2 separate regions of the Homo sapiens genome follow, and region 1 is linked to region 2. Evidence: chromatin loops called from intact Hi-C (ENCODE). Cell type or tissue: dorsolateral prefrontal cortex. All regions are shown on one strand. Links, peaks and the distances in the headings refer to the core of each region. The heading gives the core; the rest is flanking DNA.

Region 1 (15,429 bases), core at 3,788-11,787, 710 kb before region 2:
TGTTCTGACATGTTAAGACCCCCTTACATGACGAGTAGAGAGGCAGCTGAGGCCACAACCGTGTCTTCCTCTTGAATGGAGCTAACTCGGAACCCCCCGTTTTCTCTTCCTTTCTGCCCACCACTGAACATTGCCTTTTAGATAACTCAGTGTTTCTTCTAGATGTCATAGCAATAGACTTTCACTTTCATGAAGTTTGGGTACGATTTGGATTCTCGCTTAAGTACATATATTTATCAATATTTTTATAAGGCAAAGTTCACTTAAAAAATCTTTCCAAGTAGCAGTGTGCCTAAGATGGCAAAATACTAAAAACTGGTGTTTCCTGCTCCTGTTGTGTGTCACTTTTCAAGCCGATTGAAATATTTCTGGCTTTTAGGGCATTACTTTTTAACTATCTCCTTTAAAAACGATGTTCTGTAGGTTTAGTGTCTTTGTTCATTTCCAAAAGAGTCCAGACAACTGTGTCTGCCCCTGCAGAGGCTGTTTGTCCAAAGGCAGCATGCCGCTTCCACCGGAATGCAGACAGCAGGGGAGCGGAATTCTAAAGCAGCGACTTAAAATGAGGAATCCCCAATTGCACTAAATGGTTTCAGGATTGACTAATCATTGTCTTAACATTAACTCAGATTTTCAATGTGTAAAGAGCTGTGTGACTTGGCGTCTGAGAGATCCCTCTGCTTTGCTTTGCTTCAGAGTCCTCGCACCCGCATCCTCAGAACTGTGGGGCATGGTGGGCTCTAACGAGCACTCCCCTTCTGTTTTCCTTCATTACTTTTGACCTCCTTAAGACTTCAGAGAGAATGTCCGTCAAGTTCTTTTCTCCATCAAGTTCTTTAAGTTCCTTGAAAGGAAGGGACTGTGCAAACACAAAGCAATATTCTTTTGTATCTGCAAATGCATCAGCTGGACATACCAATTGGTATCAAATAGAATAAAATCAAATATAAATGTTTGAGTCTTAGGTTAAAAAGGAAGGTTATTTGTATAGTTTATAGATAATGAAGGAAAAATTTCTTTTTCATTGCAGGAAATCTTGTTTACTGGAAGATAGAGTCACTCTTTTCATATAAGACAAATAGTGCTTTAATGCCAACTTCTTTTTATCTCAACATTTCAGGATCATGCTAGGCACACTGCCCCCTTGAATAGACATTATATGCACAGTTGCAAGTCAGCCAATGTTTTTATTCAGAAGTATTTCCCCCCATTATAGTGCCTGCATATCAGAGATACAAAAAGCATCCAACACACTACCGTAATAGGCTTCTTTGGGGATGAGAAATTTGAGTCTCAACAACTCAGAGTTTGAGATGTCAGCTTTTTTGGTAAACGTAGGTGTTAGAGGTATATTTTGCTTTCCTACAACAATTGTTGGCCCTTGATTTCAAGCATGTTGCTTCATAGGAAGCACCAGAGTGCCATCTGCTGCATTTCAAGAGATTGTAAATGTCATCTCAGCTGGCTCAGTTATATCTCTAATGTCCCGGGTAGCAGCACCTCCCTCTAAAAATATGTTTACTTCACTGTTTCACTTGTATTTTGTGTATACGAAATGGCAGCTTCCGATTTCTAGTTGGATTTGTCTTGCATTGTTTGTATAACTTGCTGGTCACCCAGGGCTATTTGCTTTTTCATTGAGAAATTTGGTAGGGGTGTCTAGTTCAGCTTTTATGTTGATCCATCCTGACTTATTTTAGACATTGAATTTATCTCACCACAAGTAAAAGAACATGTGTATTGACTGTCTTTGCTAAGTTTCCTAATTTTTCCTAATTATGGCAATTATGGATGTGAATAAGAATACTGATGCTGTACAAATATTTTTGTGGAAATGTACCTTGTTAATGTGACTATTTAAATAATATGAAAATAAGAATACTCTTGAAGAAAAAATTAAAATATTTACTCTTTGGATTTTGCTTTAAACACTTGTCTTTCACCAAGAAGTGTTCCCAAAACTTGTGTAAAATACTTATTGGGGTGGGGTGTACATCTGCCTCAGACCTTGTTATTGGGAAATGATGTTCCAGTGCCCCTGATGCTTCTGATAGCAGATCTTGGGTCTGTCTGCTACTGATTGCTGAGCTGTATGGAGTTTTAACAGTTCTTCCCTCCCTGCTTTGGATTTTAGTCCCTCTATTAGTTATCCTATCCCTGCAATAAGGACTTGCAGCAAACACACCTCCTAGTTTGATATCACGAAACTGATAACTATTTGGAGGAGTATTTTTACTTATGAAGGGAATATTTAAAAGACATACTTATTTTTATTTTATTTATTTATTTTTTCAGACGGAGCTTTGCTCTTGTTGCCCAGGCTGGAGTACAATGGAGCAATCTTAGCTCACTGCAGCCTCCACCTCCTGGGTTCAAGCGATTCTCTTGCCTCAGCCTCCTGAGTAGTTGGGATTACAGGCACCTGCCACCACGCCCCACAAATTTTTTGTTTTTTTAGTAGAGACGAGGTTTCACCGTGTTGGCCAGGTTAACCTCAGCCTGGTCTCGAACTCTTGACCTCAGCCTCCAAAAATGCTGGGATTACAGGCATGAGCCACCGTGCCTGGCCAGACATACTTATTTTTAAGGGCAATTTACTTTAAAAGATTTTGTTGTGACAGATGTGACTATATAACATCCACTTTGAACAATTAGGGAAAAAATGACAAGTCACACTTCACCCATGGCTCTTGTTGAAAAAAGGGATGGGGACAATTGTGAGATGCTTACTGTGTGCCAAGTATCCTACTGTCTTTTTATAATTTCACAGCCCCCACTCAGAGGCAGTTACTAGAGTCCCTGTTTTCCAGATGAGGAGACAGGTTCAGAGAGGTCAAGAAACTTGCTCACCGTCACATGGTTTGACTTCCAGACCTCATGCTCTTCCCAGGACTTCATTTAAGAAAAGCTTGGAGCAGTTACCTAACTTAGCAAAAAGTCTTCACTAATTGGGAAACCACAGAATTTTGCTAGAAGATTGAGATTAAAGGCTCTTAGAATATTTGAGCAAGAAAATGTGCTTGATCTCTTCCTGGCGTCTCCAGCCCCTCTCCCCTCTTCTGGCTGTGCTTAGCCACCCCAGCGGTTCAGTTCTGCATGCCCGTGAGTAGGGGTTAGCACCACCTGGAAGATTTCTTTCTATAAATGCTGCACCACAGGCCACAGTCAACACTGATTAAAGCAAAATCTCAGAATGGGGCTAAAGTCGGGTTTCTCCACCTCAGCAGTTGACATTTGGGACCAGCCTGTGCATTGTAGGATGCAGGGGATGTTGCCACCCTCCCACCCCCCGCTGGCCTCTGGCCACTGGATGCCAGTAACAAACTCCCCTCCCCCAGTTGTGACAGCCAAAGACGTCTCCAGACATGGCCAAATATGCCAAATATGACAAAAATCCCCTGTTAAAAATCACTGGGCTAAGAGCTCTCCTGGGGAAAATCATGCACAGCCTGGGGCAAGAACGCGCTATGGCCGCCCCAACTCGGATGCTCTGTCGGGATCTCTGGCTGCTCCTGCTGTCTCAGCCCGGAGGCTCCACTTCAGGCAGCCTGGCCACCCTCCCTTCCTCTCTGTTTCCCACTATAGCATGCTTTCCTTTTTTTTGTTTGTTAAACTTTGCGGCACTCCCCGCATACTGTAGATCCACGTCTGTTTCCCTGTTTGACTTCCTTCAGGAGGGCAAGGGACTTAGGGACCCGGTGCCTAGCACAGTGCCTTGCCCAGAGTCAGGGATCAGCAAATGGTGAATGAGTGAATGAATGAATGAATGAGTGAGTGAACCCGAGTGGTCATCTAGTCCTGTCTGCAGGTGAGGAAATCGAAGCCCGGAGAGGGGAAATTCTTTGCCCAAGATCACATGATTACTACTTACAGATGTCCTTTATTCAATGTAAGCTCACGTTTTCTTGATTTTAGCAATACTTGTAATAATTTTTAAAATATAAATATATATGAAATAAAAGTTCATCATTGATTGACTATTTCCTATGTGGCGACTCCTCTGCTTGGCACTCGACAACACTCTTGGCCACTGTGTCATGGTTCCCAAACTTGTCTGCACATTAGTCCCCTGGGGAGCTTTAAAAATACACCCCAGGGATTGGGATTTAGCTGGTCTTTGGTGTGGGCTGCGCTTTGGCATTTTTGAGAGATCCCCTGGTTCTCATGTGCAGACAAGTTCTGAGACCCAGTGTATTACACTGCCCTGCCTCATTCACCAGGGCAGGGGGACATTCACATTCAGTATCAGCCAGGGTATGTAACATTCACATTCAGTATCAGTATTGACAATGTAACATTCACATTCAGTATCAGCCAGGGTCCCAGCAAGAGATGTGACCACTCCATGTGACAGACAGGTGCTAGGAAGGAAATACTCAGCACATGGTGGGCAGCACAGGGTAAGGGAAGCCCACAGGCACCTCGTGGCTGTCTCTGAGCCAAGTGAAGACTTGGTAGCTCTTCTCTAATCCCCTCTCAGCTCTGGGCCTGCCCTGGCCTCAAAGTCATGTGAGCCAATGGCCATTCCTCACCTTTTGTGGCTCTCCTTGTGGGAATGGGATTAGGATGCCCCTCCTTCTTCATCCATCTCTCAAGAGACTGAACACCAGGCACAGCCACAGTCCTGAAAAGACGAAGGGAGCGATTCCCAAAACTTAATAGCTGAAAGAGGGCTGCCTGACCGGAGCTATGACCCTAGGTGGAGGGAAGCAGCCAGAGGGATAGACCCCCACCCCCACTCTCCTGCCCTCCCATCTCCTGCTGGAACCTCCCATGGGTAGAATGTGGCTCATGCCCAGTCCATAAGGCACAGGGTTCTGGGCAGAGGGCAAGGTGGAGAGGGGCAGAAGAGAGGAGAGTGTATCTATTTTGTCTTGTTCATATTTGTACCATTATTTGTATTTTGCAGATGACAAAACTAAGGCTTAGGTTAAGTAACCTATCCCAAGCCACACCATGTACTTGTTAAGGGACATGAGTCACTAGTGACAGCTAGATCCCCAAACCTCGGCAGCTTAACAAAAAGAGAGGTTTATTTCTCATTTACAGAAAGTCTGGTTGGCAGTCTGGAATATCTGACAGCTCTCCTTCAAGCAGTGATGGAGGAGCCCAGGCTCCTTCCATCTTGTGGCTCTGCATCCCCTGGAACCTCAGAATCCCCAGCTGGGATCTCTGCACAGGAGAGACAGGAGGACCACTTTTGTGGCCAGGACATACATAGCCAGGGAGACAGGAGCAAACATCACTTATGCCCACATTGGTCAGAATTCTGTCACATGGTCACAGCCAACAGGAAACATGGGTAATGGAGTCTACCTGTGTACCCAGGAAGGAAGGAAAGTGAGGTTGGTGAGCACCTGGCCTGACTGGTACCTGCAGATCATAACCAGCCCATTTAGACTCTGAATGCAGGAATATCTGACTGCAGACCCATGTGCTTACATGCTCTATTGGAATTACATTCTGCTGCACTTGAAGATAATATGCTGTTGCCAGAGTTAGGAGTATTTTCCCCTGGGCTTGTTTGTTTATATCCCTGAAAGCAGTTCCACACAGAGCAAATCCCATTCAGCAAACATCTGCTGGTGAATGGGGCAGGGCAGTGTAATGCACTGGGTCTCAGAACTTGTCTGCACATGAGAACCAGGGGATCTCTCAAAAATGCCAAAGCACAGGCCATGCCCAAGACCAGCTAAATCCCAATCCCTGGGGTGTATTTTTAAAGCTCCCCAGGGGACTAATGTGTAGACAAGATTGGGAACCATGACACAGTGGCTAAGAGTGTAGACGTTAGAGTTAGGCTACTTGGGGTCGAACTCAAGCTCCACTACTTCTGATCTGTGTGGCTTTGGGGAAGTTACTTAACCTCTCTGTGCTTCAGTTTCCTTCTGTATAAAATAATAATACAATTGGTAGGAGGATTCAAGTGCTTTGAACAGTGTCTCTGTGGCACACGGTAAGTATAAGACTTAGATATTGTTACCATTTCTTGAATGCCTACTGTGTGCAAATGCCTGCGCTGGAGAGGAAGGATATGGTCCTTGCTCCCAGGGAGCTCAGAATCCAGTGAGAAGACATCAAACTCTCCACACCATAGAAAAGATAAAAGAAAAAAAAAAGATGGCAAATTCTAATATGCAAGAGACCAAACAGTTAATCATCCCAGCCATTTGTTCCTTACAAATGTAAATCAATTTGCTTTGCTCCCCGAGAGATTTGAGTGTCAGTTCACAATGCTGAGGAAAGGAACATATACCACTGAGAGCACTGTTAGAGTTGGAATTCCTGGTTTTGAAGACACCACCTGGTCTTGTCTTGTTTCTGGGTGTCTGGACTTCTGCTTCCCTGGCATTAAACGCAGATCCGGGGTGGCCTCGGGGTAGGTGGGGGAGCCAGCTCCTTTTTAGCCTGATATTTAGGATTGCCTACTTACAAGGAAATTTAATCTTAGAGATACAACAAGGGTCGTATTTAAAAATCAGTTTCAAAAAGGGTGTTGGAGGCCAAGTTTTTTGAGATTTGGAATAACTGAGAAAAATGAACACTAGTGCATCCTTACTGTAAGAATTTCTAAGGCTACCAGAAGAGGACGAACCATTCTTTCAAATTTGGATTCCACTGAAGTATAGGGGAAAACACAACTGCTCAGTGCAAAGTACTCACTTGACTTCCAGAACTCTTAACGTGAACATTTTGTCAGCCCAGATGTGGCCCAGTTATTTTCAGTGATGGAGACTTCAAGGCAATCCCTCCATAAACTGTTTAGCATTTAGTAAAAGACAAGTGAAAAAAATGCCAACATCTATGCTATTTTCAATACAGTATCAATGTTCTAATGCTGTAGACAGAAATCCTCCTTCCATTAATAATAAACACTTCAAAGGCCAAATACAGTTTCCCTCACGCCTCCATTTCAGCTTAAAGTTTTACTCCCCCTCAACTCCCACTCTTTCAGGACATAACTATTTTCTTGACACCAGATTCCGTTTTAATTTCTTCTTAATTGTCCATACCGCGTTCTATTTGGAAAGCAATCTTAACGTGGCCCAGCCTTTATTTCCATTTGCTTTGGTGCCAATGAACTGGAATTTCAGCCAAATCTCCGCCCTAAAGGTTCACTTTGAGCCACTTAACTTTGCTGCTTCTCCATTTCTGATAAGTATATCTGATGGATAAATCACCATAAGGGGTAACACTGTGTCAATATGGGACACCATTTGAAATTTGGGTAGCTATTGTCAACTGCCTTCCCATGGAAGTTGTATCTATTGACATGCCCACAAAACAGGTTTATTTTTAAATTTTTTTGAAGAGATCTTTAAACAACCCCTTTCAAGAGGCCTTGTCCTGTTTCTGTGTTCTGTTTCGCTTTGGAACGGATCTGTAGTGAATCCCATGTAAGGGTTTGCTTTGAGAGAAAGTGGGTGCAGAATCATGTCTGGGGAAAGAGCAGTCTGCCCCTGATGCCAGCAGGGGGCGCCCGCCCTCTTCTCAGTGGAACTTTGGTTTGGAAATCACCCCCTACCAAGCATGGCACCCGAGCCCGTGCAAATTCCGACCCCACGCGCGGTGGGAAGGACTTGGAAACATCCTAACTATCCTAACTCTCTCACGAGGCTTGTCGGTGACAGCTTCCTCTTAGTCAAGGACACTGCGTGGATTAAAAAGAAAAACATCATTTTATTCCATGGTTAATTTCTCGCTGTAAACATGGGGCTGGGGGCCAGCACACCAGGCCCTCTCTCAACATGAAAATTGCCCCTGGTGGCACTTTCACGGCAGACTGATAAAGCCCATGTTTGGGGCATGAGAGAATAGAAATGTGCTTTGTATACAGATAAAGAGCTTCTGTGGCCTTCTCTGAGGATTGTCTACAGATGAGTGTGAAATAGAAGCCTGCAGAAGCTTCTCTGCCAGATCCCTCTGCTGGAAATGCAGCCCCCACCCTCCCACTCAGGGTGGGATTAGGGTGAGGCAAGTGAGGCTCTCAGCTGGGCGCAAAGTCTAAGGTGGGAGCACATCTGTCATCAAACAATAATGCAAAGTTTTAAAAAATAAAAAGTAATGCAAAAACATCCATGATGAACGAAACCTCAAAATTTTAAATAAAGACATGATTTGACATGGCATCTCCATGCTTGATTTACTTCCCTCAAGGTCACCCTGGTCCCACTGGATCCTGATCGTTCTAAGAACGTTGGCATTTTGTTCATGATGGATGAATCCCATTCTTCCTTTCTCACCGCTCCCCAGGCTTACATTTTCCCTGCCACAAGGTTGGCTGTAGGACAGTGAAGGGAAAATCACACTGGAAGAAGCCACAAGGCATTGGCTGGGGGTGTTGTGAAACACCAGGGAAAGACCCCAAAATCAATAATAGCGACTTGTTAGGAGCTGACGCCACGTATTGCACTTACAGAGAGATTCTGCTCTAATGATGTTAGCAAATACTTGTACGTGCAATGCATGCCAGAGATGGTTAGGACTGATTGTGCATGGTTGGCTATGTCATCATTCCAGCTGCAGTTTGTGTGATCCTCCTGCTACCCTGCCATCCCATCAGCGCCTGCCTCCAAGCCTCCCTTTGCTCACTCTTTCCTTCCCAGCACCATGGCCTCCCTCCTTCATTTCATAAAGTCCAATTCTTCAAGGGCTGAAGACCTATTTTTCTAAGAGAAAGAGAGTGAGCTGGATTTTTTAAATTATTATTTTCTTCTTTTTCCCCCTTCCCCCCTGTTCCCCACTTCCTACTTAGCTCTTTAGAAATGCAATTTATAACCTTCCCTTCACCAGACACTCATTACAGGGCAAGCTTATCTAACCATGTACTTGCTTAGAAGCTCCAGAGCCCAGCCCCTCTCCCACCAGGAGACTGCCTCGAGAGACATTAGTCAATTTACAACCTCAAGTATGCCCGCTAGAAAACTCTCTCCCACCTGGACAGTATCTCGAGACAACGGGCCACGTTACAACCTAGTTCTGCTCTGCCAGATGGTTGAGCTGGCACCACTGCAGGCAGAACTAGGAAGAATCATGTAGACCCCCACCTGCCCGCTCCCTCCCCTGCGTGCCATTCATGCCAAGTCCCACTTTAACAGCCCCTGCTTTCTGCCCCGGAAGCAAAGCAGTACCCTTAAGGCAGGAGCTTGTACTTCTTCCCCTAAGTGAAGCTTTGGAAATAAATCACTTTCTTTATACCAGGCCCTGCTCTTGTTAATTGGACTCTGCCAGCGGCGAGTGATTGAACCTGTGATTCAGTTTCAGTCCTACCACCTCCAAGAAGTCTCTCCAGACAACCAGGCTTTCCTTGAGGCTATTGTTGAATAACTTGATCAGATCAGCTAAAATGTGTTTCTCAGCTGGGGAAGGGGGTGATTTTGCCCCGTAGGGGACATCTGTGATATCTTGAGACATGCTGGTTGCCACTACCAGGAGAGGGAGGCTGCTCTGGGCGTCTAACACATAGAGGCCTGGGATGCTGGTAAACATCCTATAATGCACAGGACAGACATCCATGACAAAGAACTATCGAGTCCAAAATATCTATAAGGCTAATACACCTTACATCAGAACTCACCAAGATATTAGTAAGGATTTTGTGAAAAATCTCCCATGAATCAGATGTGTAGTTCACCAACAAGCTTTCTCCAAGGGATAACAGATATTTGAAATTTGCATCCTCTATAGTAAGAGATGGACAGGATCATAGGAGCTGGGGTGTGAAGACACTCCTGTTTTCCCTCATGAGTTCTGCACTAAAGAGGCAGACGGTGGAGTCAGTGCACAGGGCCTGCACTCTCCTCTTTATTACTGATAAGGGCTAGGTTGGAAGGTATCACTCAGGCACACGGCCAGAAAATAGACTTTTTGATACTGAATCCCAGAATCAGGCTGACTCATGCAGGCCCAGGCAATGCTGATGACTTCCCCCACTAGGGCAGAGCCTTTAACTCTATGCTTACCTTATGGGCAAGAGAAGACCAATCTGCAGTCAGGTACTTCCCAAAGAGTGAGAATGGAGTAAGGAACTGGGCTCTACAGGCCAGGCCCAATTCCTTTTTTTTTTTTTTTTTTTTTTTGAAACCGGATAATCAGAGAAGTCACTCCTCTTCCAGGGAGAGGAGTCAGGGGTGGGGAAGAAGCCAAGGGTTTAGGGAGCAATCCCTCTTCATCAAAACCTGATGAGTTAGTCAGGATGAGCTGAGTTCTGCTGCAGTAACAAAACCCTTGACTCTTTGTGGTTTAAAACAACAAATGTTTATTTTCTCCTCACCTACATGTTTGATGTAGGTTGGTAGGAAACTTTGCTTTTCCTAGTCACTCAGAGGTTCAGGCTGATAAAGTCCCCAGATCTTAATGATATCACTATATTAACATAGCTTTTCAGGTTTTTCTACAGCAGAGAAAGAATGGAGGACTATGATCTTGAATTTTCTTCTGCCTAGAAGTGACACACAATTTTGCTTACATTGGCCAAAGCAAGCAAGAAGCCATTCTTAGTCTCTATAGGGTGAGGAAGTTTAGCACCTTCAACCTCCCATTTTTCAGAAGAGGAGAACTGGAATTCTCAGTGAGCAGTAGTAATGTCTCCCACAGAAGAATGAGGAAGAAGAATTTTCTGCCCTTCACCAGCTCCCAACCCCAAATCAACATTGACCAAATGGCACTTCTATTCAAAAGACAAGCTGCTCAGGAACCATTTTCTAGGGAGCACTGTGTTGGGCTACAGTACTCAGAGTAGAAGAGCTGGCACTTGATCCCAGACCTCACACTGACGAAGTTGCTCTGTCTTGGGGCAAAGCATTCTGGGCCTCAGTTTTTCCATCTATAAAATGGGCATGATGAGCTTTTTCACATCCTGTGAACTCACTGAAGGTGGGATTTTATATTTTACTTTTACAATTTTACTTTTACATGCCATGTATTGGTCACTCAGTAAGTGTTGGACACACAAAGCCATGAATGAAGAAGCTGCTCTGATTCTGTCTTAGATTGTGGAGGTCAGGACTGGAGTACTCCCTAGTCTGCCATAATTTCACCTAACCCATCAGTGGGGTTTTTTTTTTGGTTTTTTTTTTTAAGATGGAGTCTCATTCTGTCACCCAGGCTGGAGGGCAGTGGTGCAATCTCGGCTCACTGCAACCTCCATCTCCCAGGTTCAAGCCATTCTCCTGCCTCAGCCTCCCGAGTAGCTGGGACTACAGGCATGCACCACCATGACCAGCTAATTTTTGTATTTTTAGTAGAGATGGGGTTTTACCATGTTGACCAGGCTGGTTTTGAACTCCTGACGTCCTTGGCCTCCCAAAGTGCTGGGATTACAGGTGTGAGCCACCACTCTCGGCCCCATCAGTGGGTTTTAATTCCATCTGATGTTGGCCTTGTGCTTGCTGCAGCCTCCTGCCCATTCTCCAGAAGCAGAGTGATAGCTGCCTGGCTGTTGATCACAGATTCATGAGTAAGCCCAGCCAAGACCAGTAGAAGAACCACCCGGCTAAACCCAGCCCAAATGGCCAATTACAGAATTATGAGTTGAGGTGGTTGTTTTAAACCACTAAGTGTGGGAGTGGTTTTTTATGCAACATAGATAACTGATACACTGTGCAAGCCATCATCCATATTCTAGTGAAAGTGATCTCTCTGAAATGCAGTTCCAAACATGCCACTTCCTTGTTCAGTCTTCACTGACTCACATGGCCCAGAGGACAACAGTCACTCCTTGGGATTGGCATACATCTTCCAGCCCTTGATTTTGTTGGCTGAGAACTCGCGTGAGGGAAAAGTTGCAGGTGGCCAACACTCTCATTGTCCTACTTAACTTTAAGATCCAGCTCAAGGAACCCCCTTTCCTTCTGGAACTCCTTGCAGCAGACTTCGTCACCCCATGACGAGACATCTCACACTGAGGAATGATCTCTTTTCTTTTCTGCCTCCCTTACATGCAGTGAGCTCCTCAAGGGTGAGTGTGCAGTAGATGCTTCCTGGATTCTTGTTGCAGCCTCCTGCCAAGAGATCCTGCAGCTTCGCTGGGCTCCTCCAGAGACCAGGAACCCACGTCATTGAGGGCCATCAGTTCTATCATGGGACAGCTCTGCCTGTCAAAGAGCCCATCCTTAAATTAAGACAGAAAGTGTTTCTCAGGATTTTTTTCTCTTTGGTCCCTTTGGGGTAACACTAAGTGCATTTGTTCCTCTCTCCACATAAGTCTTATCTTCTGTGGTAAGCCCTCTGCCGCCATGTGTCTGGAGGGTGTGCTGTTGCATCCTCTCACCAGTCTGATCCCTGTCTTTGGAATCAGCCAAGAGCTGGACACAATACTCCTAATGGACCCTGTCCAGTGCTAAATTAAGGGAATATGACCTTCCTCATTTTAGAGGCTATACTCCTTTGAATGCAGCTGAGAGCTGGCAGCTATTTTGGCAGCTACAGTACACTGAGCCCCTTGTTGACTGAAGCCCTGAAATGTCTTCCTCTCGTACTTGCTGGGTCCCAACCAATCCTTCCTGATAGTTTTCTGTCCCCTGAAGCTCCTGAAAAGTAGGCTTGGCTTCCTGTTTACTGCCTTAAACACAATCCTGGCCATAGGGAGTCTCTGCAATCATCATGGCCACTCAAATGAGAACCCTGGCACTCAGGCCTCTTCTCTGACCTCAGCCTGAGACTGAGACCTGTCACCAGGGCCCAGCGGGCATCTTGGGTCTGAACAGAGCCCTTCAGCAGGAGCCCTGCTTACTCGGTGACCTTGGACAAGTCTGCTTGTCTCTGGACCTTGGTTTCTTCATCTGTAAGGCAGAGTGGTTGAACTTAATGATGCATTCTTTTTAAGGTTTTTAGTAGATTTGCATACAGTGATAAGAAAGATGCCTTGTACTCATTCTTTTTTTTTTTTTTTTTCTGAGACAGGGTCTCACTTTATTGCCCAGGCTGGAGTGCAATGGCACAATCATGGCTCACTGCAGCCTTGAACCCTGGGCTCTACTGATTTTCCCACCACATTCTCCCAAGTACCTGATACTACAGGTGTGCACCCCCATGCCTGGCTAATTTTTGTATTTTTACTAGAGACAGGGTTTCACCATGTTGCCTGGGCTGGTCTTTGAACTCCTGGGCTCATGTGATCTGCCTGTCTCGGCCTCCCAAAGTGCTGGGATTATAGGCATGAGCACTGTGCCCGGCCCCATTATTCTTTACTCAGTTTCCCCCAATAGTAACATCTTACACAAGGATCGTGCCATATCACAACCAGGAGAGTGACACGGACACCATTTTTGGGATTTTATTCAGACTGTGCTTTGACATGCATTCATTTCAGTCATAGTTAAAGCCTCTTCTGCTCATAGGAGAAAATGGTTGTTGGTGCTTGCTGGGGTGGCGCTGTCCTGGTGTCTCACATACATCTCTGACCTTCCTCTTGTCCTTTCTCGCCTTTCCTTCCCTTTCTTTGCCCATTACCTCTTTCCAAAAAGGGAATAAGGCCGTCCTTTTGGGTCACTTAATTTTCACAACGACACAGTGAGGCACTGCTCTCCTCATTCCCATTTTACAGATGGGATGCCGAGTTTCGGTGGTCGGCCAGGCCCATGCGGTGGTGGAGTGAGGACTGGAACAGTGGCATGTGTGACTCAGAGACCTGGACCTCTGACCGGCTGCACTGTGCACTCTGCAGCCCCGCGGTGAGGCCCTTCTTGGGCAGGGGCCTGAGCTGGGGGTGGTCCGGGGAGGCAAGAGGATGCTGAGAAGGAATCAAGGGGGTCTGGAGAAAGGGGCTGGGCACAGGGAAAGAGAAGGGCAGGAAGGAGCTGAAGGTGCACAGAGGCCAGAGCGGAGCTCAGCCGGAGCCAAGGCTTGGATCAGCCCTGGTTGGATGCCCAGGCTCCTCGGAGCTGTGGTGGGAGCAGGGGTGGGGAGGAACACTTTCCAGGGCTGCTTCCGACCTGCTCCTCATCAAATTTGTGACTCATCTCCGGAGAGCAAGAGCCTGCCTGTGGCCATTGCAACATCAGGGAGTTTCCCCGAGGCTGGGATTTGGAGGGCCTTAGTGCCACCCACTCCCCATGATGGATTGGGGTGATGATGGGGCAGGGTGGGGGCAGTTTTCTTACCTTCCCACTGCAGAGAGCAGTGAAGGCCACATATGGCCCCTGATCACGCGGTTCTGGAGCCCAGGACAGACCCAGAGCTGGGAACGGATTGGAGTGAAACCTTGTTCTCTCTTTCTACTTGGCCCTTCTCAGGGAGAGAGTGGAAGCCCACATGGGTGCTGGAGCTGGGGATGCTGGAAGACTATTTGCTAATTCCTCCCTCCACCCCAGGTGTTAGCACCACAGGTGTGGCCTGGGCCTGGCCCCATATGGAACACGCCAGGTGAACCTATCAACCAGATCCATGGGAACTCAGATATATTACCTTTTCCCACAGCATCGATCCTTTTAGTCAAGGCAGAAATTTCTCCCTCTGTAAATGAATAACTGGCCTTCCCCACAGAAGGGCAACAGAATTCTACTGTACGGGTTTGCCAGTTTCTCTCCCACTGTGGGGCCATTTGCTGGGCTTCGGTAAACGTTACTTATGTGCGTCTCATAAATCAGGTGTCTGAGTTCTCAGGCTGTGGCTGCAGTCTACCATTGAATTACATCCCGTGAGCAATGTTGTCCGATTTCACCGGCCAGCACGTTCTTCTCGAGTGTGGGATTGGTTTTTGCAAGACCTCGAAAGGATTTTGATAAGCCACCTGCTTAAGGCCGGCTGAAAAAGAAGAAAGGAGGGCATATGTGGGTCAGCTCACTCGGAATAGAAGAGGAATCAGGTATTATTTTCCCTTTCCCACTCTCTATTCCTGCCTGTTCCTGCCTACTTTTGCCACTTTGCCACAGAGCCTTTGCCCAATGAATTCCTGCCTGGGGGCTTGGAAATCACATTGGTGTTGGAGTCAGATGAGTTGGGTGAATCCAGCCTCTGCAGTCTGAGCAGGCACTGCCTTCCTTAGCCTCCTCTTCCTCACCTAGAAAGTGGACATCCTGAAACAGACCTCACAAGGGAGTCAGGCGATTAAATGAGATGACTGAGCCTACTCCTGTGTGTGGCTGCTGAGTCGCACTGGGTGTGCTTGGGCAGGTCTTACTGCTCTCTGTTTCCTAGACTGTATGTGAAGGGATGGTCTGGATGAGGGGTTGCAAACTTAACCTCCCATAGCTTCCATGCGTGTGAACCTGATGGGAGGGCGCCCTGTTCACGGGGCCTCTGCTACACAGCACCAAAGAATTGGAGCCCCGGGGGGACCCTGGAAGGTCAACTCCAAGGGCCCAGGGATGTTCCTCTCTTTTGTTCACTGCCATATTTTCAGTGCCCAAAACAGTGTCTGACAAAGTAGATGCTTAATAAATATCTGCTGAATGAATGAAATTGAATCAGTGTTGCTGGATGTTCCAA
Region 2 (15,429 bases), core at 2,925-10,924:
TGTGGAATCAACAAAGGACAAGATGAGCTAACGTTCATAGAATTGAGGAAATAGAGAAACTTTACATCCAGGAGGGCCATGTTCAAAGACCAGATATAAACCAGAGGTGGGCTGAACCTACGTAAGGTCCACCCCAGCCATGATCCAGCCCAATTGCTGGGGAAAGAGGAAAACTCTCTGGTGGAAAATAGCATCATCTATAGCCTTTATGGATCTCTTACACCAAACAGTCATCACACAATTTTAAAAAAATGTGACCTTCAAAGAAGAAGAAAAAGTAACCAGAAGGAAAAATGGACAATAGAGGCAGACCCAGAGATGCCTCATATTCTGAAGTTAGTCAAGAGGGATGTTGAAGTACTGATTATGAATACATTAAAAATAGAAGAAATTATGCACAAAAGATGAAAATCGAGAATTTAAATCAAGAATTTGCAATTTATGAAAAAAGCAGCCGGGCGCCTGTAATCCCAGCACTTTGGGAGGCTGAGGCGGGCGGATCACCTGAGGTTGGGAGTTCGAGACAGCCTGACCAACATGGAGAAACCCTGTCTCTACTAAAAGTACAAAATTAGCTGGGTGCAGTGGTGCATGCCTGTAATCTTAGCTACTCGGGAGGCTGAGGCAGGAGAATTGCTTGAACCCGGGAGGCAGAGGTTGCAGTGAGCCGAGATCACGCCATTGCACTCCAGCCTGGGCAACAAGAGGGAAACTCCGTCTCAAAAAAAAAAAAAAACAAAAAAAAGAAAGAAAAAGAAAAAGAAAAAAGCAAATAGCATTCTAGACCTGAAAAACATAATATATAAAACTGAGGACTCATTAGATGGGTTTAATAGCAGAATGCACACAGCTAAATACAGAATTAATAAACTTGAAGATAGGTCAATAGAAAATATCCAAACTGAAGCATGCAGAAAACAAGAAGAGTGGAAAGAACAGAACAGAGTAAAAGAGACATGCAGGACATGAGAAAATAGCGTAACATTGTGTAACTAGAGTCCCATAAAACAGGCCAGAGATCGGGGCAGACCTAGTATCTGGAGAGATAATGGCTGAGAATTTTCCAAAACTGATGAAAGAGATCCACCTACAGGTTCACAAAGTTCTATGAGCTCCAGTGGAGCCTTGGGCTCTTGGCCCACAGCTGCCCATGTACCTATTCTTTCTCAGGTGACTGGTTTTCTAGTTGGTTCCTGCCAGCTTTGTCTTTAGATTTTAATCACTTAACAAACACCACCAAGCATTTTTTTTCTTAGACAGAGTCTTGCTCTGTCGCCCAGGCTGGAGTGCAGTGGTGTGATCTCAGCTCATGCAACCTCCACCTCCCGGGTTCAAGCAATTCTCCTACCCCAGCCTCCCTAGCAGCTGGGATTACAGGCATGTGCCACCACACCCAGCTAATTTTTGTATTTTAGTAGAGATGGGGTTTTGCCATGTTGGCCAGCCAGGCTGGTCTCAAACTCTCGACCTTGGGTGATCTGCCCGCCTCGGCCTCACAAAGTACTGGGATTACAGGTGTGAGCCACCCTGCCCGGCCCCACCAAGGCTTTTATAGGCCTGGCACTATGCTGGGTGGGGGACACGGCCAAACAGACTGGCCACTGCCCTTGGAAGCTGCCCAGCTCCTGGTGGATGGCGGTAGGCCATGCAGAGTCAGAGCTGGACTCCCAATTCGCTGGTTTCTAATCCAGTGCCCTTCTAGGGCCCATGAATGTATGTTAAGATGCGTTGGGGAACGCTCACCAAGGCACCAGGTCAGAAGTGAGAAAAACAAGGTCTTCTTTGCTGTGATCCTTATTTCTTGGACTCTCACAGCCTTGAGACAATATGAGCCAGAGTAGTGTTGGACCTGGAGCGCCCCCTCCAGTTTTGTTGCTGAAAATGCAGCCCCCATTCCATGTCCACAAGAGACAGTGTCTCCCATTCTGCTCTGGGGTCAAGGCTGATTTGGCTGCTATTAATGTCCCTGGTGTGAAACAGGTTCCTCTTACAACATGCCCAGAGTCAAAAGAGAGTGCCCTCCTTTATCCCACCCCAGGGGGTTCCAGCTCTTGCAGGGCCCTGCCTTCCTCCTTCCCCTTTCCTCTTGTGTCCAAGTCCTTTCCACTCATCCCATGTGTCCTTCCAGTTTCACCTGAAGCATAACTTCCTCCTGGAAGCTTTACTTGACCACCCCACGCCCAGGTCTCCTTTCATGGAAACAGCCTCCCTGTCCTTCAGTGCCCTTCTATCATCAATGGGATGGTCTGATTAAGGCCTGGCTCCCACTGGCTACCTGTGCACAGCAGCCATGCCCGGTTTAGCTCTCTATTGTGTGCCTGATGTCTTGCACAGTACCTGGCATCAAGTATATATTGTATATAAAAGTGCTTTGATGAATGAATGAATGGAGGGATGGATGGATGAATGAAGACACCTAGACCCATACTAGATAGGCAGGGTTGTTGAGCAAAGGTGCCAGGGAATCCCTCTTCCATATTTCCTGATACAGCAACACCAATTAAAGGCCCCGGGTTAAACAGCAGCAGTTCCTGGCCATTTAACAAACACTCCAGCACTGTGTTAGGAGCTACCATTGAGAAGGGCTTGGGGATAGAGTGGGGGCCAATGTGTTTTCTAGAAAACTTCTTACAAACAATTGATATCAATTTCTCAACAATTGTTCCCACTTAATGATGATGATGATGATGATATAAGATAATATTTATTCAGAGCTTCCAATGCACCAGGTTCTGTTCTGGACATGTTACATGCATTTTTTTTTTCTTTAAAACTCACAAATACTCCCTTAGGTATTACTCTTTTTTTTTTTTTTTTTTTTTTTTTTTTTTTTTTTTTGAGATGGAATCTTGCTCTGTTGCCCAGGCTGGAGTACAGTGGCATGATCTCGGCTCACTGCAACCTCCCCCTCCCGGGTTCAAACGATTCTCCTGCCTCAGCCTCCTAAGTAGCTGGGATTACAGATGCACACCACCACACCTGGCTAATTTTTTTTTTTTTTTTGAGACGGAGTCTCACTCTGTTGCCCAGGCTGGAGTCCAGTGGTGCGATCTTGGCTCACTGCAAGCTCCGCCTCCTGGGTTCTGCCATTCTTCTGCTTCAGCCTCCCAAGTAGCTGGGACTACAGGTGCCCGCCACCACGTCCGGCTGATTTTTTTTGTATTTTTAGTAGAGATAAGGTTTCATCATGTTAGCCAGGACGGTCTCGATCTCCTGACCTCGTGATCCGCTCACCTCGGCCTCCCAAAGTGCTGGGATTACAGGCGTGAGCCACCACACCTGGCCACACCTGGCTAATTTTTAAAAATCTTTAGTTGAGATGGGTTTTCACCATGTTGGCCAGGCTGGTCTCGAACTCCTGACCTCAAGTGATCCACCCACCTCAGCCTCCCAAAGTGCTGGGATTACAGGTGTGAACCACTGTGCTTGGCCTACTCTTTTATTTTATTTATTTATTATTATTAGAGACAAGGTCATATTATGTGGCCCAGGGTGGTCTTGAACTCCTGAGCTCAAGCAATCCACCCTCCTCAGCCTCCCAAAGTGTCAGGATTACAGATGTGAGGCATTGTGCCCAACCAGATGTTACTCTTCTCCCCTCTGACAGGTGAAAAGGCCTGTGGAGTAGAAGGGAGGGGCAGGTTTGCCCAGGGTCTCACAGTAAGAGACAAGCACCATACCAGGTACTGCCTGATCCCAAACCCACAGCGAGGGGAACCCGCGATGCTCGATCACCATGGCGGCACAGCAGTGAGCTTGGACCCTGGGGCTCAGACCGCACCCCCACATGCAGTTTTTTGTGACGCCAATAACACCATCATCACTCTGACCCCACAAACACAGCACAACCCAACAGAAGCTGGTTAGCAAGACTGTTCTCAGCAAGCCACTCCCAGCAGGGACACAGCCGCAGCTGGCTACTTTTCTCCCCAAAGGCCCTGTTCTGGGACATTGACTCATTGACTTTGCAAACTGCCAAGGAGGAAGGCAGCCAGCCAGCATCCTTGTCTTTATTTTCCCTGACACCTGGGCCTCTGAATCCCACACATTAACCAACATCTCTGAGGGTGTCTGGGCCAGGCCTTTGCAGCTGCCAGCAGATTTCCACGGGCATTTGGAAGGACTGGGAGGGTCTACCCCTACCACTCCCTGCCCATGAGATATCCCGGGCACCTTCTCAGCAAAGCTCAGCCTCACGGGTGTCCTTTCTGGGGACATGGCAGCGTGGGGAGAACTAACAGCAAGTGTGCAGCCACCGGCAGGTCTCGGCCCCATTGGGTTGGAACTAGCTCAAGGACCTTAGACAAGGCACTTCTTTTTCTAAGCTTAAGTTTTTAAAATTGGCCTGTTATTAAGAACTGAGTCACCAAATAAAAGTGATGATTTGCTGTGATTTTCTTTTTATTCGTTCACTCACTCATTCAGTATTTACTGCGTACCTTTGCTAGGCTTCACACTCAGTTTGTTACCAATAGGGATTTTTTTTTGTTGTTTGTTTGTTTGTTTTGAGATGGAGTCTTGATCTGTCGCCCAGGCTGGAGTGCAATGGCGCGATCTCAGCTCACAGCAACCTCTGCCTCTGGGTCCAAGCAATTCTTCTACCTCAGCCTCCCGAGTAGCTGGGATTATAGGCATCCACTATCTGGTTAATTTTTGTATTTTTAGTAGAGACGAGGTTTCACCATGTTGGCCAGGGTGGTCTTGAACTCCTGACCTCAGGTGATCCGCCCGCCTCGGCTTCCTAAAGTGCTGGGATTACGGGCGTGAGCCACCGTGCCCGGCCCAGTAAAGGATATTGACTGCAAGTTGTCCAGGTTCTTGGCATTTTGAGCAAAGAATTGGACAAAATGCACAGCAAAGCAGGGAAAGAATGAAGACATGAAAGCAGAGATTTATTGAAAGTGAAAGTACACTCCACAGGGTGGGAGTGACCAGAGCAGCGGCTCAAGGGCCCTGTTACAGAATCTTCTGAGGTCCAAGTACCCACCCACTGGAGGTTTCCCATTGGCCACTTGGTGTTCACCCCATGCAAATGAAGTGGCAGCCCGTGATCAGTCTGATTGTTGCAGAAAGTGCCCACAGGGCTGGGCTTGATGTGTTACGTCCTTGGTCCTCACAACAGGTATTGTGAGTGCGTCTGTACCATGACAAAGCCTGGGGCTCTGAGGCCATGTGTACTTTGCCTATGATCACTCAGCTAATAGGAGGGGTGCAGGACTCGAACCCAGGCTCGCTGCTCCTAAGCCATTCTCCTAACCATTGTGCAATGGTGCTTTCCTAGAGCTCTTACAATCCAGTAGTGTTCACAACACTCATACAGCTAAGCCTGATGTCGGGCTGGTCATACAGAGCGAGTAGGATTTCAGAGGAGAGAGGCAGCAGGTTTTATCTAGATGGACCAGGCAAGACTTGGAGGAAGACGCCACATTGAGCCTGATTTTACAGCAAAGCAAAGCTTCCACCTTCCCCCTCCACTCCTACTGCTTTGGCTATGCCAGGTCCCTCTGGGAATTTTCATTCTAGTGGAGGCGACAAGTGACCTCCCAAGGGCTGAGATAGTGAAGGGATGGGGACCCAGGAGACACACGTCAGGATAGGGAGATGTGACCTATGCTAGGGGGTCAGGCAGGCCTCCCCGGAGACAGGTGTTTTCAGCTGAGCCCCATGGGATGAGTACTTTTATCTGGATGAGAGAAGGTTCAAAGAGAGGGAATGAGCTCCCAAAGAGGACAGCATTTTTTAGACCCAAGGGATGAGAGAGCCTGGAGCCTGCAGGAGAATGAAAGCAGCTGAATGTGAGGGAGCACAGACAGCCAAAGAAGACATCACCAGAGTGGGCCCAGAGCCACAGGGCCTCAGCAGCTACTGCCGGGGTCGTCCTGAGCTTTCTGGCACAAAGGGAACCACTGCATAGTTGAATCCAGGATGAGTTACAGGTGTGTGGTTTCTTAAGCACGGGTAATGGACAGGTGGGGCTAGTTAGGAAATACGGGGTATGGTAAGGGGTTGGTGTGGAGAGAAGAAATGCAATTCAAGAGATATTTGGGGGCAGATACCAACAGGACTTGTTTGGATTGGAAGAAGGAGGCAAATGGGGTTTCCAGGTGTCTGGCTGTGGCAACCAATTTGGCAGCAGCTTTCGACAATGAACTACTTGGAAATTGCAATTTGTGTGCGGCGTGTCACATTTTCCAGCACAATATCATGTGTATTCTTAGAGTCTTCAGTCAGGTGGGAAATGAAGGTGCTATCAAAGGACCCTGACAGACAGCGCAGGGATAGCCTGTCTTGAATATGGCAGAGTCAAACCCACAAGCTCTTGGGGAGTCCTTAAACAATTGAGATTACCTTCTTTGATGACCACCCGCAGCCCAAGGGGAGGATACTTTGAATACCACCTACTCCACATCCCAACTAAGGAAAGGAAAACAAAGTTGGCTACCCCCAACTGTCTGGGATTTTTCAATTTTTGCCTTTTTCCCTCTCTCTTGTGTCTCCTATATAAATCCTACCCATGTAGAAGTCAATCTATCATTTGTTTCCCTCATAGATAAGCAAATTAATTGGCTTATTATATTACCTATGTCTTTTATTTATTCTTTGATAGGAGGCACTATTATTTTCTCCTTTTTACCGATGAGGAAACTGAGGCTCCGAGAGCTTGAGTGGTTTGTCCAAGGTAAATGGGAGCCAGGTTCTGATTCTGGTCTTCAGTGCCCAAATTCCTGCCCCTCTCTCTAGGACAGCTCGAAGCCCTATTCTGGCCTATTAAAGGGAGCATTTCCAGAGAGAAAAAAAAATGGATGTGGACACATTCGACGTTTCTGATATGATTGTGTTGTCTGGAGCCCAAACGCTCTCCCTCGGGCCCTTGAAATGATGGGAAGGATGCAAGGTCAGAAAAAATGTGGAATGTACGGGACTCGGGCTCTACCTGGGGACATAGAGAAATCTCCCTGATTTGTTTTTCACATAGAGAATTTACTTAGGGAAGGTGGAGAGTGCAGAACGCGGCTCCGCGTGGTGGCGAAGCATAAGAAGTGCACCTGCAGGCAGAAGGGAGCCAGATGGAGGCCACCTGCAATAACGGGGCTCATTCCCGGAGAAGCAGCGCCATCTGCTGGTTTCCCATGATATGACTGTGTCAGACCAGAACAAAAGCATTTAGAACAGGCCATCTCAAAGAAATGCTAGCCTGATATTTTACCTTTTGGAGTAAAATTTCAGACTATGCAAGGATTTGATCCACTTAGCATTGAAAACAAAACCAAAAGCAACCTGCTGTGGTCCGAATGTTTGTGTCTGCCCTAAATTCCTATGTTGAAATCCTAACTAACCCCAAGGGTGATGGTACTAGAAGATGGGGCCTATGGGAGGTGATCAGGTCGTAACGGTGCAATCCTCAGCAGAGGGATTAGTGCCCTTATAAAAGGGACCGCAAAGACACCCTAATCCCTGCTACCATGCAAGGACATAGGAAGAAGCCGCTAGCTATGAGGAAGTGGGTCCTCACTAAACACCAAATCAGCCGGGGCCTTGATCTTGGACTTGCCAGCCTCCTGAACTGTGAGAAATATATATATATATTTGAGACAGAGTCTTGCTCTGTTGCCCAGGCTGGAGTGCAGTGGCACAGTCATGGCCCATTGCAACCTCCACCTCCTGGGCTCAAGCAATCCCTTCACCTCAGCCTTCCAAGAAGCTGGGACTACAGGCATGCACCACCACACCCGGATAATTTTTGTATTTTTTGTAGAAACAGGTTTTCGCCATGTTGTCCAGGCTAGTCTTGAACTCCTGGCTTCAAGCAATCTGCCTGCCTCAACCTCCCAAAGTGTTGGGATTACAAGCATGAGCTACCACACCCGGCCAAAATTTCTGTTGTTTTATAGCCACCCAGCTTACAGTATTTTGTTATGGCATCCTAAACAGTCTAAGGAATGAGCTTTTGTTAATTATTCAATAAATAGTGTTAAGCCCTTAGAAAAATAAGACAGACATAGTTTCTGCCCTTTTGGAAGTTGCATTCTGGCAAAAGGTAAACATGCTGTACCATCTCTCACACACACATGTAGTTATATACATACATGCTTGTGTACATACATGCATTTGTATACAAGCTCGTTTTAGGTATTGGTAAATGTCATGAAGAAGGAAGAAGAATAAAAGATGATACTGGGCCAGGCGCGGTGGCTCACACCTGTAATCCCAGCACTTTGGGAGGCTGAGGTGGGCAGATCATGAGGTCAGGAGATCAAGAACATCCTGGCTAACATGGTGAAACCCATCTCTACTAAAAATACAAAAAAAAAAAAAAAATTAGCTGGGCGTGGTGGCAGGCGCCTGTAGTCCCAGCTACTCATGAGGCTGAGGCTGGGGAATGGAGTGAACCCGGGAGGCAGAGCTTGCAGTGAGCCGAGATCATGCCACTGCACTCCAGCCTGGGTGACAGAGTGAGACTCCGTCTCAAAAAAAAACAAAAAAAAGATGATACTGACTGGGGTTCTGGTGGAATAAGCTGGGGTTTGCTCTCCAGCCAGGACAATAGAAAAGACCTCTTTGAATTAAGATCTGAATCATGAGAAGAAGGTAGATGTGTAGGAAAGAAGAATTTCCAAAGAGAAGGAACAAGAGCAGAGGGTGGGTCCAAGCCTGACAGCGTGAGAAAGAAGCCACGGGGGCTGGGGCACAGCCAGTGCATGGCCCAGCTGAGTTCTGTAAGCAAAAGGCCTGCATCAGCAAGATTCACGTTTCCCAAGACTATCTCTTGAAAAGAATAGGTGCTTATTGTTTAATCTTTCCAGATTCTTACATAACTGGGCACTCTTTCAATTACTTTAGTTTAAATAACTACAGTCTTTCTGGGGAAGCCACATTAGCCTGAAATGACCTCAAGGTGAGCTGTTTGGCCAAACACGTTTAAACCAGATACAGCTAGTAATCCCAGCTGGAATGTTGAACGACATTGTAAATAAGCCTTTTAAAAAATATAGAATTTCGGCAGGGCGCGGTGGCTCATGCCTATAATCCCAGCACTTCGGGAGGCCCAGGCGGGCAGATCACGAGGTCAGAAGTTCGAGACCAGCCTGACCAACATGGTGAAACCCTGTCTCTACTAAAAATACAAAAATTAGCCGGGTGTGGTGGTGCATGCCTGTAATCCCAGCTACTCAGGAGGCTGAGGCAAAAGAATCACTGGAACCCAGGAGGTGGAGGTTGCAGTGAGCTGAGATAGCACCATTGCACTCTAGCCTGGGTGACAGAGCGAGACTCCGTCTCAAAAAAAAAAAAATATATATATATATATACACACACACACACGTATATATTTTTATATACACATATGTATATATTTTTATATTTATATATACATATATATTTTTATATTTATATATAATTTCAACTTTTATTTTAGATTGGGAGGGTACATGTGCAGGTTTGTTACACGGATATATTGAATGACACTGAGGTTTGAGGTAGGAATGATTCCATCACTGAGCATAGTACCTAATAGGTAGTTTTTCAGCCCTTTCCCGACTCCCTCTCCCCGCTTCTAGTAGTCTCCAGTGTCTACTGTTTCCTTGTTTACATCCATATGTACCCAATGTTTAGTTTCCATTTGTGAGGACATGTGGTATATGGTTTTCTGTTTCTGCATTAATTCACTTGGTATAATGGCCTCCAGCTGCATCCAGGTTGCTGCAAAGGACATTATCTCATTCTTTTTTATGACTGCATAGTAGTCCATGGTGTATATATACCACATTTTCTTTATCCAATCCACCTTTGATGGGCACCTAGGTTGATTCCATATCTCTGCTATCGTGAATAGTGCTGTGATGAACATACAAGTGCATGTGTCTTTTTGGTGCAATGATTTATTTTCCTTTGGATATATGCCCAGTAATGGGATTGCTAGGTGGAATGGTAGTTCTGTTTTAAATGCTCTGAGAAATCTCCAAACTGTTTTCCACAGTGGCTGAACTAATTTGCATTCCCACCAAACAATGTAAACTAATTTACATCCCCACCAATAAGGGTTTCCTTTTCTCTGCAGCCTGGCCAGTATCTGTTGTTTTTTGACTTTTTAATAATAGCCATTCTGGCTGGTGTGAGATGATACCTCATTGTGGTTTTGGTTTGCATTTCTCTGATGATTAGTGATGTTGAGCATTCTTTCATACGGTAAACAAGCCTTTTAAAGATCACTTTAAAAAGCAAATCGATGGGTAGTTACATCATAGAGACCATGGTTAAACACCTACAGAAAAAAAAATTCAGTGTCCTAATGTGCTTAAGATAAAATGCTCATGGAAGTGGTCATACATGGATTCAAAACTGCTCCAGCTCAGAAAACTTAAATAAAAGTAAAGGTAGTCTGAGTGTAGTGGTTCCTGCCTGTAATCTCAGCACTTTGGGAGGCCAAGGCGGGTGGGTCGCTGGAGCTCGGGAGCAGCCTGGGCAGCCGAGACTAGCCTGGGCAGCATGACAATACCCTGTCTCTACCAAAAATACCAAAAAATTACCCGGGCGTGGTTGTGTGCACCTGTAATCCCAGCTACTCAGGAGGCTGAGGCGGGAGGATCGCTTGAGCCTAGAAGGCGGAAGTTGCAGTGAGCAGAGATCACACCACTGCACCCCAGCCTGGGCAACACAGCAAGACCCTGTCTCAAAAAAGTCAAGGAAAGGCACTCTTGACGTTGATTCTCATGCTGTGGTGTGTGGACCAGCAGCAGTAGCGGAGACACCTGGGAGCTTGTTAGACATGCGCGGTAGGAATCTGCATTTGAATTAGATCCCTAGGTGAGTCACATGCACAATCACGTTTGAGAAGTTTGAGAAGCGCTGCTCTTGGAAACTTGTGGCAGAGCTCAAAAAGTGCTCCAGTCATGAGAGACACTGATGCTGAAAATTCCAGCAGAGCATTTTAGTAGTTGTTTCACAAGCTGAGAAGAAAAGCAACATTTGTAAATAAATGTATTACTTGATGATATATTAAATGTAGCTAAATTAATAGATTGTGGGCTCCAGCGCCAATTGCCTGGCCTTATATTTTCTAGTTCTTCCGCTTTTTCAGCTGTGTGTCCCTGGTCAAGTTACACATCTTCTCTGTTCCTCAATGCTCTCATTGGTAAAATGTTAAGCGTGTGTTAAAACACATTTAACATAGTTGGTGTACCATATATTTAATATAGTTGACTATGTCATCCACATCCATAAAGGTTTTTATATTTAAACTATCAAAACGTTTTCAAAAGTCCTCCCATTGGGAAAAAATGGGAAGCAGTGTTTTCCCTTATACTTAGAAACACAAAAAGCGGTTCCATGAGAGTTGGAGTTCAACTAGCTAGTATAAGTTCATTTCAGCTCTTAGTTCTCAGCTGGGTTCAGCCCAAGCTCCTGCTTTAAATCAGTATCTCTAGTGGCCAACTCTGCTACCATTAGTCAACACTGGGTAAAGTCTTCAAATGTAAATATTAAATAAATAGGCCCAGTGCGCTGGCTCATGCCTGTAATCCTGACACTTTGGGAGGCCGAGATGGGCGGATCACTTGAGGTCAGAAGTTTGAGACCAGCCTGGCCAACATGGGGAAACCACATCTCTACTAAAAATACAAAACTTAGCCAGGCATGGTGGCACCTGCATGTAATCCCAGCTACTCGGGAGGCTTAGGCAGGAGAATCCCTTGCACCTGGGAGACAGAGGTTGCAGTGAGCCAAGATCGCACCACTGCACTCCAGCCTCGGGGACAGAGTGAAACGGTGTCTCAAAAATAAATAAATGAAAATCCAGATGTCTTTGAAAGGCAGAGAAGAGAAGCAATTTGCTCAATGTCCTGCTACAAAACAATCCCTCCGCAGTCTCCCTACTGTGTGTTGATGAGGGTTGGGGTTACCACGTGGCACAGAGGTCAGGCGTCTTTCCGAAGGACACTGGCCAAGGGAGGAGGCTGAAGCCTAGGCAAGAAATCCCTGCTGAGAAACGCTCAGGTAGGTGGAAGAGAGGAGTTAGAAGTGTTTCTCTTAGCTTGGATCCTTAAAGGAGTAGAGATGCAGGTGTGAGCTTCTGGGGGTGGGAGTGAGGGGTCTGAGCTAGGAAATAAGTCTAACAAGTGGGCAGCAAGTCCAAGGTGAGTGAACCGTGTCTTGTAAGCCCATTTCTCTACTCTGTTCGTTTCTCCATGGTCATTCCTGAGTTAGAAAAGACTTTGCCTGCATGTTCCAGTCTTGACCAGCTATGCACCAGGCACAATGGGAAAGTTCATGGGTCCAAGAATCACGAAGTCTGCCTGGTAGTGGTAGAGGTAATTCGTAAGAAGTTACCAAGAAATGATCCCTGGGCCGGGCGCGGTGGCTCACGCCTGTAATCCAAGCACTTTCGGAGGCTGAGGCGGGCGGATCACGAGGTCAGGAGATCGAGACCATCCTGGCTAACATGGTGAAACCCCGTCTCTACTAAAAATACAAAAATTAGCCGGGCGTGGCGGCGGGCGCCTGTAGTCCCAGCTACTCCGGAGGCTGAGGCAGGAGAATGGCGTGAACCTGGGAGGCGGAGATTGCAGTGAGCCGAGATCGCGCCACCGCACTCCAGCCTGGGCGACAGAGCAAGACTCCGTCTCAAAAAAAAAAAAAAAAAAAAAAAAAAGAAATGATCCTTCGGGGGTTCCAAGCCCAGCCACCTGGAGATTCTCCCTCTGTGCTGGGGGTTCCCAAGACCACCTCAGACTTCATGATTCCGTAGAAGGATGCACAGGACTCAGAACAGCTGCTGTCTGGTTTAGTAGAGTGAAAGGATACAGATTTTTTTTTTAAGCAATGGTAAATGGTGCATAGGGTGGAGTCCAGGAGAGACCAGGCACGAGCTTCCAGATATGCTTCCCAATGGAGTCAGACAGCGTGCGTTTCTTCCAGCAGCAATGTATGATGACACACTCAAAGTGTTGACAGCCACGGAAGCTCACCCAAGAGAGAGATGTGAGACCGAGCCGTGGTATCCAAGGGTGTTGCTGGAGCGCCCATATGACTGACTTAGGCCCCAGAGTTCACTTCTGACCCTTATTTTATTTTATTTTTTGAGACAGAGTCTTGCTCCATCGCCCAGGCTGGAGTGCAGGTGTGCGATCTCAGCTCGCTGCAGCCTCTGCCTCTTGGGTTCAAGCGATTCTTGCGCTTCAGCCTCCCAAATAGCTGGGATAACAGGCAGGCTCCACCACACCCGGCTAATTTTTGTATTTTTAGTGAAGATGGGATTTCACCGTGTTGGCCAGGCTGGTCTTGAACTTCTGACCTCAAGTGATCCACCCGCCTTGGTCTCCCAAAGTGCAGGGATTCCTCAGTTTCTAGCCCCTCAGAGGTCAAACTGACCCAATGGGGCCCAGGGCCTTGGGCACACAAAAGCACTCTTTCCTAGGCAGGGTATTCCCAGGTCTGCTGGGTTATCTCCCAGAAGGAGATAAAAAGCCAGTTCTTTCTTTGAAAGGGGCAGGGTTTTGGGAACTCCCAGCTTGTTCAGTTAGCCCTTTACTGCCTACTCCCAAATGCCTCGCTCTGAGGCTCCCACTGTGACTTCATGAAGGAAGGGGGCAGACTCCTTCACAAAAGCCCACACCACTGGTTTGTGGAGGCAGGAGGAGAAAAGAGACTGGTTAGCGTGATTGATACCAAATCCAATGCCCCAGTCCCAGTGTCCCTCTGGCTGCTGAATCCTGCAGATGCTTACATCCAAGTTGAGCCCACCTGCCTGTAGATACAAATAGCCAGTCCTGTGGCTGTCCACTTCTCTTTCCAGAGCTCCCAGGCAGCCATCCTAGTGGTGAAGCTTGTTCTTGGCACAGACCTACCAAAAGAACACATACCCAGAGACAGAACCAAAAGGAAGCCCACGGCTCAGCCCAGAATGCCCCAAGCCAGTGATCTCCCACCCCTCTGTGGGTTCCTCTCAAACAGTCTTAAATCCCATTGAACTGTTCCTCAAATACTCTCCCCTGCAATGGCAAGAGAGACCCCAAGGTAGAAGCATAAACAAGCATGCAAAGTGAGGCAAGAGAGACCCCAAGGTAGAAGCATAAACAAGCATGCAAAGTGAGGCAAGAGACACCCCAGGTCACATCCTTAAGCGGGTATAGGGAGAGCAACCGTGTTTCCATGTGTAACTGGGCAGCTTAACTTCAAAATGCATTTCAAACTTTTTTCCCTTTCTCTTGGGTTTCAAGACACAATCTTGAGGGAAACTGCAAAAGCCTTTTTCCTTAGCCTCAAAATAGACTCCATGCCCCTCCCTTTCCCACCATCCATACTCTCTTTACGTTTGTCTAACTGTATGTTAGTATCTAATTGTGTGCCTTCTTAGAAGTTCCAGGGGCTGATCTTGAAACAGACCAAGTCTGGAGACCCAGTTGCAAAGTTTCAGGGATGACCTCAAGGCGGCTGATGAACAGCCCGGCCATTATGGAGATGATGTCAGCCCGAGGTCCAGGTGGACTGGGACCTGACGCAGCCACCAAAACAAGACACACAGACATTATGCTCAGCCCAAGTCTTCCATGCCTTCCTTATCAAGTTTTTCTTTTTTAAACTCTTGCCTTCCTGCTAAAAATTGAAGTGGTTAATTTGGACAGGAATTCGGCTGCCTCCCCTCTACTAGTTTGGGTAATAAATTCACTTTCTTTCTATCAGATGTCACTCTTGTTAGTTGGGCTCGGCCAGCAGTGAGCGTCCAGACCTGCTTTGTTGGGTCACACGTGCAGCACCCAGAGGGGTCTGAGTGTGAGCAACAGAGCTCTGTGTTCAGGCTCTGTCCACAATACCCCACACCCTTCCCGCAGAGGGGTCCTTACACCCAGGGTGGTGGTGCTGCCTTTCTTCAGGAGCATGGACTGGGTTAGAAGCTCATGGGCCTGGACGCAGATCCTGAACATTGGGGCAGGGAGTTCCTAGACCCTGTTACCTGTATTAGGGTCTGGGGAGGAAGAGAGCAAGGGCTCAGGTGATCACAGCCCTTGGACCCACTGACTCGCTGTCCTGCGGGCAGGGGAGCAACCAGAGAGGGCAAGGGTCCCTGAGTGCATGGGTCGAAGTGTGGTGCTGGTGTGTCTGGGGTCCTGTGGCTACTTGCAACTCAGCAACACACACACCTGCAGTGCGACATGCCTAGGGCCTGCCACACATTCAAGGTCTGGCTCAATGTAAAGGTACAGGTTCTACCAGCATAATCACTGCTGAGCACAACACATGATCTTGTGGGACCCTATCCACTTAAGACAGGGCCACAACTGTCAGCTGCACACCATCTCCTTAGGGTGTGACAGCAAAGATGACCTACTAAGGAACGTTGTCTGCTGCTGCCTGGTGGTCCCAGGCTCATTGTCCTCTAAGACTCATGCTGGCATCGCTTCTCAATAGCCCTCAGCCCCAGGAGACCCCCGCTCT

Evidence for each region. A loop is a pair of places that touch in the nucleus more often than their neighbours do. Peaks named below come from ENCODE experiments on the same cell type or tissue, not always from the same donor. Only the 100,000 strongest peaks of a DNase experiment are listed, where the experiment ranks them.
Region 1: it touches region 2 in a loop (4-fold over the local background); 49 of 110 quality-filtered maps call a loop at or near these places.

The regions. Positions count from the first base shown.
Region 1 is chr14:96,267,746-96,283,174 of GRCh38, reverse strand. It overlaps ATG2B (autophagy related 2B), which reads left to right. Exons shown (of 42, transcript NM_018036.7): 42 at 1-3,980. It overlaps BDKRB1-AS1 (BDKRB1 antisense RNA 1), which reads left to right and starts at 14,595. Exons shown (of 2, transcript XR_007064322.1): 1 at 14,595-14,806. RefSeq lists enhancers at 315-855, 13,321-14,520. In dorsolateral prefrontal cortex, for the core only: CTCF peaks have their summits at 7,271 and 7,476 (motif pointing right); DNase peaks (open chromatin) are centred at 7,494 and 8,515; H3K4me3 peaks cover 649 bases; H3K27ac peaks cover 3,684 bases.
Region 2 is chr14:95,552,775-95,568,203 of GRCh38, reverse strand. No RefSeq gene overlaps it. Among named protein-coding and RNA genes, the nearest start is that of LINC02318, 13 kb to the left of the region's middle. RefSeq lists an enhancer at 10,033-10,532. In dorsolateral prefrontal cortex, for the core only: CTCF peaks have their summits at 6,887 and 7,093 (motif pointing left); a DNase peak (open chromatin) is centred at 7,083.